Linked DNA regions of Mus musculus: region 1 is linked to region 2. A link is a loop called in an ENCODE intact Hi-C map of the cell type or tissue named here. Cell type or tissue: left cerebral cortex. All regions are shown on one strand. Region 1 holds the start of Gm11650 (predicted gene 11650). Region 2 has its middle 58 kb from the start of Cacng4.

Region 1 (5,000 bases), 61 kb before region 2:
ATTATCAACACCGAGGGGACATGGGACCAGAAGGTGGCACCTCAAAGCAGTAGGGATGGAGGGCTTGCTCTGGTTACTACTACCCACCTTAGTAGTAGATGGGCTAAGACTGGATGGGCAGTCTCTAGGTTAGTGCAAGAGAAAGCAAAACGAATATAAGAGGCAATGGTCCCAGCACAATCCAGGGCCTTGCAGCTGCCAAGAAAAGCTATCCTGTATACCCAGACTCTCTGAGCGGTCTGGCTCATCCCGGAGTGTGGTGTGAAGACCCACGTCTGATCTCACCAATCATGAAGCATATGTAGAATACACACCCCTCCCACCTATGGGCTTAGGATAGGGCTTAGGACAGCTGGAGCCTCTGGAGCAGACACCCTAGTTAGCTGCTCCCTCCTCACACGCGGGCCACAGGGCTGAGAAACAGGTATTTTTAATCTGTGGGTGACTGTGGGAATGAAGATTGGGGACACTAGTGACAAAGATTCTGGCCAGCGGAGGAAGGTGAGAGTGACTAGGATAAAGGCCTTTGTATCGTCTCCTATCAGTGCCCAGCTGGCACAAAAGAAGCATCAGAGACAACGCCGGCCGGTGTCAAGGCTGTCTTGTTAAGGTTCTGACAGTCGTGAGCGTGCCGGAGGCGGCTTCATCTATGGGTGACATGGTAGAGGGGCAAGGGAGGGAAGAGTGTTGTTCAGGCTCAACCTTGTAGCATGGGGTCTCTTAGAGGTCTGAACCTTAGGAGACCGTGTGTGTTTTGTGGTTCATGGTGGGTGTGGAGCCTTGGCAGATGGTCCTACACTCCTGCTTCTGTGCCTAGGGTCTGCTTTTCTCTCCATGTCCAAATGGTACTTCCATCTCTTGATGTCCGAGCAGGACACGATCTATACCTTCCACATTACAAAATGAAAAGAAATTAAACAAACATTCATCGATGATACCTGAGACAGAAATGATTTTATTTCCCCTTCATCCCTGGCCTTGTCCAGAGATAGACAAAGAGATGCATAATGGGTTGAAGGTAGGAGGGGGAGGGCGGAATTGTGACTGGTAGGGACAAGCTAGTCCAGGACACAATGGAAAAAGAGCAATGGAGTCAGAAGTAGAGAGACAGAGAGACACACACAACGAGGGAGAAGAGTGTGTTATGCAATCTGTGCACCGGTTGTACATCCTCGATTAAAATGCTTTCCTGCCAACCCCCCAACCTGGGGTCTCCTGAGTAGCCAAATACATGGCTCTCTATTTTTTAATGGCAACCCAGAAGCTGCTGGGGAAAGGGCAGGGTAACATGGCGGGAAGAGCTCTGTAGCGATAAAGAGGTTCAAACCTAGCTGGTTGCTTCCTGTCTGGGTGTCTCTGGGCAGGTCCCAGAACTGTCCTCTCTTGCCTGCCCATGAGGGTGAGGGCAGTACCTTGAAGAGCGGTGTGAACTTGCTGGAGAGCACTGTGCACCTGAGACTTCTGACATTTGTCCAGGGGAGAGCCAGGTGGGTGGAGGGGAGCTGGGGCAAGGTCAGCTCTGCTGAAGCTGGGTACAGCAGCTGTCCCTGTCAGGTGTCTCTGTGGACACCTTAGGGGAGAGGGCTGGGCCCTCCAGGTCTAAAAGGCACAGGAAACATTCAGGAAATGGAGTTGGCTGTTTGTGAGCTACCAGCTAACCCATCCGACTCCCTGAGCTGCACTTGAGACACTTATACACAGCGTGCTGCAGTAGTCTGGTTTAGCCAAATGTTTCCTCTTTTCCACTCCTCCTCTTAATTTAGATGTCATGCTTGTGTGTGTGTGTGGTGCAAGTGTCATGTGTGTGTGCAGATGTCATGTGTGTGTGGGGGGGTGCCAGTGTCATGTGTGTGTGCAGATGTCATGTGTGTATGCAGATGTCATGTGTGTGTGTACAGATGTGTGTGGGGTGCAGCTGTCATGTGTGTGTGGAGGTGCAGATGTCATGTGTGTGTGTGTGTGGTGCAGATGCCATGTGTGTATGTGGTGCAGATGCCGTGTGTGTGTGTGTGTGTGTGTGTGTGTGTGTGTGTGTGTAGATGCAGATGTGATGTGGGGGGTGCAGATGTCATGTGTGTGGAGATGCAGATGCCATGTGTGTGTATGGAGGTGCAGATGTCATGTGTGTGTGGAGGTGCAGATGTCATGTGTGTGGAGGTGCAGATGTCATGTATGTGGGGGGTGCAGATGTCATGTATGTTGGGGGTGCAGATGTCATGTATGTTGGGGGTGCAGATGTCATGTGTGTGTGGAGGTGCAGATGTCATGTGTGTGGAGGTGCAGATGTCATGCATGTGGGGGGTGCAGATGTCATGTATGTGGGGGTGCAGATGACATGTGTGTGGAGGTGCAGATGTCATGTGTGTGAGGTGCAGATGTCATGCATGTGGGGGGTGCAGATGTCATGTATGTGGGGGGTGCAGATGACATGTGTGTGGAGGTGCAGATGTCATGTGTGTGTGGGGTGCAGATGTCATGCTTATGTGTTTGTGGGGGGTTCTAGAAAACAGGAAGAAATAGTTCATTTTACCCACAAAAGCCAATAAAGTAGCAGTAACCCTCCAAAACACTTCTTGGTGTCCCTAGGGAGTGGCCAGAGGCTAACTGTTCTGTCCTGGTCTCAGTCCCTGGCCACGTGCTGGCCTGCGTCACAGGGGGCATCAGTGGCTCTGGGAGCTGTCTGCCTCCTTGCTGTGTTATGAGAAAAGCTGGCAGTTCCCGCCCAGTTATGGATCTGAGCATTGGACAAAGAATCTTGAACCAACTCTCACAGCCTTGAGTCTCGGGGGGATGCTCTGGTCCTGGTACACCCAGTAGGTACAGCCTGCTCATTCCTCAGAACCCCCCAAGCTTTGGGGAATAACAGAGGCAGCCCAGTTCTTTCCGTGAAGTCCCCCAGATGGCTCCCTCTGCCAGGCGAGCCAGCTGCCCTGATCAGCCCGGGGCTCTCTTGATGAACAGTGAGTTCAAACGGCTCGAGGCAGCTGGCAAGATGCTAAGTGCAGCATCAATCCTAATTAGGATGAGGGATTAATAAAGAAGGCATTGGAGTCACCATGCAGGCCAGGCTTGCCTGCGCTCAAGTTTCCCTTGGGAAACGGGAAGGTCCAAGCTCCGTGGGTTTCTTGGGATGGGGGTGGGAGGTGGCATCCAGTGGAGCCTGTGAGGCAGAACTCACACAGCTCTGCAGCCCTTGCTCTCTAACTCAGGTGCGGTGGCAGGTAGTGACGTGGGTACATTCTCCAGATGAGAAGTGTAGGTGTTCACGATCTGAGCAACTGCATGCCCAAAAATTATGTTTTTTTTTCAGAAGAAAAGGGGGGTGTCATCGTGGGCCCACCACTTCCTTTGTGAGGCGTTCTTTCCCCCTTAACTATTGATCTCACAACTCTGTCATCTACAAACCGCTCAGAGCTAGCATAAAACTCCAAAGTGCAGAAGCAGTCCTGATCTGGACTCGGAATTGGAGGACAGAGATGGACAGGAGCCCAGGGTCTGGCGGGGACAGTGGGGGGGGGGGTATCACTAAGTCAAACCTCACAATGCCTCCTTTCATATGATTCAAAACGCGTCCAGGAAGGGCTATCTTTCTAAGAGCTGGCCCTCCTGTGGCATCCCACCACACTTAAGTAGCTGAAGGGAGGAGAGGAGGGAAGAATTTCCTCAATTTCCCAGGGGCGGAGTGCACACGAGAAATGGTGACGGAAAGAAAGTCGAAACACTACGCAAGGATTTTTGAGAAATTAAAGCAATGATCGCCAGTTCCCCTGATCTGTCCCCAGTGTCAGAGACCAACCAGCCGATCTGACTACAACCTGGCAGAACCAGACCGCCCCTCCGTAGACACCTGTTAGTTCGAGTTTCCGTTGGGCATGAGGGCGCCAGGAGGGCTAAGAAGCCTAATGCATTTCCGGCGTCGGAGGTTTCTGCCTCGCGCTCCTAGAAGCTGTCCCCACAGTCCAAGGGACTCAATCCCTATCTCTAGATGCATTTCAACCGAAGCACACCTCTCAAGTCTCTGTATACTAGGGGGGTCACAGAGCCCCGCCCTGCCCTAACAGCGACCACGCCCCTCCCAGCCCACTCTTGGTCCGCTGTTGACTCTCCTCTCCCCAGTTTGGTTCCTACGGAGGTCTCTTGCCGACTTCGTGCTGAGGGGCAGTGACCCAGGGCTTGCTGCCTCAGTTACGGGAGACGCGGCGCGGTTCCCCTCTTGTACCCATCGCGCAGAGAGGAGTGAGTCTGTGGTGTCAGGGATCAAGAGAAGGCCGGCCGGCTGGAGCTACCTGGCTCCCCCAGAACCGCTTGGGGCCCAACCTGTACCCCGCCCTTACCCTCTCAGTTGGGGGCTTGGAGTGAGCGCCTAGCTGCCCCGGGGCTCCCCGCCCCCGGCCGGCCCCGCCCCAGGATGGCCAGTTCCCATAGCAATCGCACAGACACCGGTTGCCAAGCAACCCCTCCCCCTCCTCCCGCGTCCGCTTTCCCCCCAACCCTAGACTCCTCCCGCCCCCACGCCAGCCTCCACCTCCCCCAGGGGCGCCGGCGAGGCCCCTGGGGATCGCTCCGCTCTCGGGTTGCGCGCGCGTGCGTGAGTTTCTGTGTGTTTCATTGTGTCTGTGCGCGAGGGGGTGTGCGCGTGCGAGCCGAGAGTTTGTGGGATCGGTGTGTTGGGGAGGTCCCCAGCCTAGAGGGACCCGAGGCTGCTGCGCCCGTGTCCACTCGGGAACCCACCCTCCCAGCTTTAGGTTCTTTGTGTCTCGCGTGGAGCCAGCGCCGCGCCCACCCCTCCCCCGGCCCACTCCCCGGGGCAATGTGTGCGTGTGCATGTGTGCGTGTTATGTGTGTGCGTTGGGGGTAGGGGTCCTACCTTCGATGCAACACACCCGCCACAGTCCCGAATGGGTGAGGTCGCCGCGAGCGCGGCGGGGCGGGGGCCCGTCGTCCATGGTCAGGTTGGTGCCGTTGCAGATGTGCGCGCTGGAGTACAGCCAGTAGTCGGT
Region 2 (5,000 bases):
CCACAGCACCTCACTGTGTGTCCTTTCTTGGAAGGTTCAGTCATGTGCGAGGCCTGGAGATGCCCAGGGGAGTGTGCCACTCAGGCGAGTGGATTTGAGTCAGAGTTCTTTTGGTTCTAAGTGACAGATGCAGGAAATGGAGCCTGAGACAAAGAAAGGGATTTATCTGCTTGTGTTTTGTTGGAGCTGTTGAAGAATACACTGTGGGAGTGGAGGGAAGTGACTGGAATCGCGGTCAGCTGGACTTAGAGACCTGACTGCCACCAGGGTAGACCAGCCACAGCTGTCACTGTTCCCTGCCAGTGGCATACTCTTCTCTCTCTCTCTCTCCTACCACCTGTGTGTATGTGTGTGTGTGTGTGTGTGTGTGTGTGTGTGTGTGTGTATGTGAGAGAGAGAGAGAGAGGTGGTGGGTGGGGTGGACAAAGACATTAACTGTGGCTCCTCAAATAACATGCATGGTCTTGTTTGTTTACTAAGTGTGTTAGGCTGACTGGCCAGCAAGCTCCCGGAAATCCTCCTGCCTCTGCCCCCCTAGTGCTAGAATTACAGGTGTATACCACCACGCCTGTAAGTTCTGGATGTTTGCATGTCAAGCCCCGTACTAGCTGAAGCATCTCTCCGTGGCATTCCCGACAAGGGCTCTCTTTGTGAGCAGCAAGTCCATGGTGGGCAGCCTGGAAGGATGCTCCCGCGTCTCTGTTCTGGCGGCTGGCTGAAGTGAAGCTCTTGAGGTGTGACTTCTGGTGGCGTCTCTATTCAGGTACCTCCAGGCTCTGGGATAAACTTTTGTGTGTGTTAGCCCCATGAGCACTCACAGGTCTATCCTAGCCACGCCTCCCTGGCCTAGAGGGTCCCTCACTTTGTGGCCACCTTACCCTGCATATGACAAGATGGAGTGAAGGCTGCCAGCCTTCAGGGGTAGCTATTTGGAAATATTCGGAGCCATGTGCTCCCAGAGGATGTGGCTCGAACACTCTTAGAATTCAGTTACCCTGACCTGTGGTCTGGCACCTGCTTCACCTCTGGGCTCGTAGCCTCAGTTTACCCTCCACTCTTCGTGTGTTACAAGGAGCAGTTGCTGGCTCTTTTAAAGAGGAAAGGATTTGCGCTAACACATTGGTTCCCTGTTCTTCCTCTTCGACTTGGGGACTTCCCAAGCCTCTGACCCATTTAATCCATCCTCGCACGGCTTCTCTGGCCTAGAATGTCCCTCGCTTTGGTCCAGACTTACACATTCACCAAGTTGTGACAAGATGAAGCAATGACTGCAGGCAGTTCGCCTTTAAAGGCCTAACCGCCCCTCCCTCTTCTGTAGGTCTGACCATTTTCCAGTGCCCCCCCCCCCAGACACTAGTGACCTCAATTCTAGCATTTGCACGGCTCCCTGCTTCATGTTAGATAAACTCTTTACTTCTGACCTGGCCACACATCTGACACATCTGATCTCGGAAGCTAAGCACGATTGGACCTGGATGGGAGCTGGCCTAGGAATACTTGGGAGCTGTATTGGGGTTAGAAGAAAAGAAAGCAAGAAACCAAGAAAGCTAGAAAGCAAGCAAGCAGGCAGGCAGGCAAGCAAACAAGCTAGCAAGTAAGCAACTCTATACTCACCCCCTTGGTGAGGCCTCCTTCTACTGGGGCATACTGGTGGTATGACTGGGGTCTCCCTCTCCTCCCTGGAAGGGCTGTTAGCCCTTTCTTAGAAGTCAAAATCTAAACGCCAAACCCCCAGGAGAATGGGCAGTTTACTAAGATTGACTCTGAAAAGAACTGAACGTATCTAATAAGTGCAAAATTCCCATCCTGCGTGTGTAAGCTGCTGGCCCACTATGCATGTTCAACATGCTCCGTAATGCAATTAGACATCATTATGCAAAATAGGACTCAGTGATTTGGGAACAATGAGAGGACAAAGAGTTGGAATCCCTCCTGAATTCTCTAACTGGAAAATTCCTTGTATTTTTTTTTTTATAAGACAATGTTCTCCGATGTCTATGCAGACACACTGTTTATCTGTCCCCTACTGGACATGAGGCTCCTGCACCTTGATTAAGTGGTTAGTAAGGGCAGGTGTGTGTGTGTGTGTGTGTGTGTGTGTGTGTGTGTGTATGGGTGTGTGTGTGTGTATGGGTGTATGGGTGTATGTGTGTGTGTATGGGTGTGTGTGTGTATGGGTGTATGTGTGTGTGTGTATGTGTGTGTGTGTATGTGTGTATGTGTGTGTGTGTATGTGTGTATGTGGTGTGTGTGTGTGTGTATGTGTGTATGTGTTGTGTGTATGTGTGTGTGTGTGTGTGTGTGTAGGGGGCTGGACACCTGACCTCAGCTCGGAGGCTTCTTAGGTCCAAGTGTGGCTTAAGCTGAAGCCCAGGAGCTGTCACTCTTAGCTCAATTTTATTTATTTGTTTGTTTTTATTTTTGTTTATCTTCTTTTTTTTTTCTTTTAGAGACAGGTGTACCCTTGGCTATCTTGGAACTCCCTCCTTAGACCAGGCTGACCTCGAACTCAGAGAGTCATACTACTGCCTAGCTTCAGTTTTAATTTTTCAAGATTTACTTCCATGTTCTTGAGTGCTTTGCCTGCATGTATGCACATACAGATCCCCTGAAACTGTAGTCGCAGATGTCATGAGCCATCCATGTGGGTGCTGGGAATTAAACCTGAGTTCTCTGCAAGAGCAATATGTGCTCTTAACCCCAAAGCCATCTCTCTAGCTCTTACAATTAGTTCACAAGACACACCTTGTGTCTGTTACTTGTCCCTCTGCTGTGACAAAATACCGGACAGAAATAAGGGAGTGTGATGGCTAATCTTGGTTGTCAACTTGGCTGGTCTGGAAATCAACTAAAATGCAAACCACTGGGCAGTTCTGTGAGAGACTTTCTTCATTAGAATATTTGAAGCAGGGAAACAAACTCTAAGTGTGGGTGGCACCCTCTGGTGGCAGCCCAAATAATAGAACATGGAAGAAGGAAACTGCTTTGGGCCTCCTGGCCCTCACTCTAGCTTGCAAATTCACCTACTCTGTAACTGCTGCCTTCCTTTGCTGTTACATAACAAACTTCTTCAGGTTTCCAGCATAGGCTGAAGACTGGCAGCTCTCCAGAAATCTTTCAGGACTAACACCAGATTGGAACTGCTGAGATATCCAGCCTAGAGAGCTGGGCTCAGGTTCTCTGCCTTGCCGTTGGAAGACAGCTGTTGTTCTAGTACCTGGACCATATTGTGAGAGCTAAATTAGTAAATCTCTCTTCAATACATACATATTCATTCTATCAATTCTGATCCTTTAGAGAACCCTGGCCAACAACACAGGAAGAAAGGCTTTCTCTTGGCTTACAGTTCTTGGGGATACAGGCACCACACAGTGTAGCAGCAGACACAAGAGGCAGCTGGTCACATTGCAGCCATTCTCACAAGTCAGAGAGCAATGAATGGTGTCTTCTGCTCGCTTTCTTCTTTACATTCAGTCCAGGACCCTAGCCCATAGAGCGGTACTACCCATGAGCAGGGCCTTCCCATTCCCAACAAATATTATCCCCTAGGGATGCCCAGAGATTTACTTCCATGGTGGGCCATCAAGATTAACCATCACATTCCCTAGCTGTAGAGGTTGAGGAACCCTGTTCCCAGACCCCAGGAGCAGGTTTATGGCTGCTCTAAAGCAGGGGCTCTTTGGTGTGTGTGTGTGTGTGGCCGCAGATGGTGGATGAACATCAACTGATTGTCAGGGGTCCAGAGTCCAGGTGGAAAAGCATCCTTGCTTACAGAGTAAATACTTTATCTCAGGCATATACATCGGGCTGTCTAGATTCTACAGCCACAGGCAGAGTATACTTGATAAAAAGCCAATCTCAGCACTCGGGAGTCAGAGGCAAGAGGATCATGAGTCTGAAGCCAACTTGGGCTGCATACCAAGGCTTTTGTCATTGTTGCTGAAAAGTTTAAGTTAGCGTACACAATGATAGGTACTGTTATGGCTTAAAACCAAAACCAAAACCAGGGTCTCACTAAAAAGTCCTCCTTGGTCTAAAACTCACTATGTAGACCAGGTTGGCCTCAAACTCACAGAGATACCCCTGCCTTTGTATCCTGAATGCCCCCCCCCCCTCTGTTGTTTTTCTGAGTATGGCAGACAAGCCTGGGTCTTTTTAGAAAACAAAGACAAAGAGAGGTGAAGGAGGAGGAGGAAGAGGGGGAGGAAGAGGATGAAGAGTGGAAGGAGGAGGAAGAGTGGGAGCAGGAGGGTGAGAAGCAGAAGGAGGAGGGACTGAAGGGGCAGGAGCAGGAGGAGGAAGAAGAGGAAGAGGAGGAGGAGGAAGAGGAAGAAGAGGAGGAAGAAAAAGTTCGGAGAACTCATTTGCAATGAATACACACTTTTCCTTGTGATTGTTGTCTAGGTGGTTCAGCCGTCTATCTCCTCCCATTGTCTGACTTGTAGGACGTGCTTTCAAGTTTAGAGGAGGCTGTGCCTGGGTTGTTTGCCGGTACTGTGCCACTTCACGTAGGAGACGGTACACCCTTGATCTGGGTGCCTGAAAAGCTTCTAGAAGCCACCTGCAAGAGTGCTGAGGGACGTCTGTATAGGTGACTGTGCTTGGAGACCTTGCAGATGCCATTGTGAGCAAACCACAGATGGACTTCAGCCCTCCAAAGCTGAGAGCACTTCCCTGTGGGTCCTGTGGATCTCAGACAGTGCCTGATAAATGCACAGTCCTTAGAACGAGGGCATTGTGGGAATGAGGTTGACACCTTTCAAGTCTGGGAAGCAATTCTCACCTGGTCTGGCCTCCTTTCCTCTTGGGGGAAGGGTCAAGGCTGCCATTCCTCCAGAGTCTTGTGCTTCCAAGGGAGGGCTTTGGCAGACAGAGGAGCAGACAGGGCCAGAGGAGAGGTGGGAATCTCATTATCCAGGTTGCCAATAAGTGAGTCCCCCTGTCTCTGAGAGGGGAGGCCCCCAGGGAAGGCAGGAAAGTCCTGTTCTAGACTACATTTC

Evidence for each region. A loop is a pair of places that touch in the nucleus more often than their neighbours do. Peaks named below come from ENCODE experiments on the same cell type or tissue, not always from the same donor. Only the 100,000 strongest peaks of a DNase experiment are listed, where the experiment ranks them.
Region 1: it touches region 2 in a loop (4-fold over the local background); 4 of 42 quality-filtered maps call a loop at or near these places.

What each region holds. Positions count from the first base shown.
Region 1 is chr11:107,789,378-107,794,377 of GRCm38, forward strand. It overlaps Cacng4 (calcium channel, voltage-dependent, gamma subunit 4), which reads right to left. Exons shown (of 4, transcript NM_019431.4): 1 at 4,868-5,000. It overlaps Gm11650 (predicted gene 11650), which reads left to right and starts at 4,495. Exons shown (of 2, transcript NR_165828.1): 1 at 4,495-4,588. In left cerebral cortex, no CTCF peak of the experiment used is centred here; DNase peaks (open chromatin) are centred at 2,951, 4,549 and 4,949; H3K4me3 peaks cover 1,421 bases.
Region 2 is chr11:107,850,333-107,855,332 of GRCm38, forward strand. No RefSeq gene overlaps it. Among named protein-coding and RNA genes, the nearest start is that of Cacng4, 58 kb to the left of the region's middle. In left cerebral cortex, a CTCF peak has its summit at 2,958 (motif pointing left); a DNase peak (open chromatin) is centred at 2,986.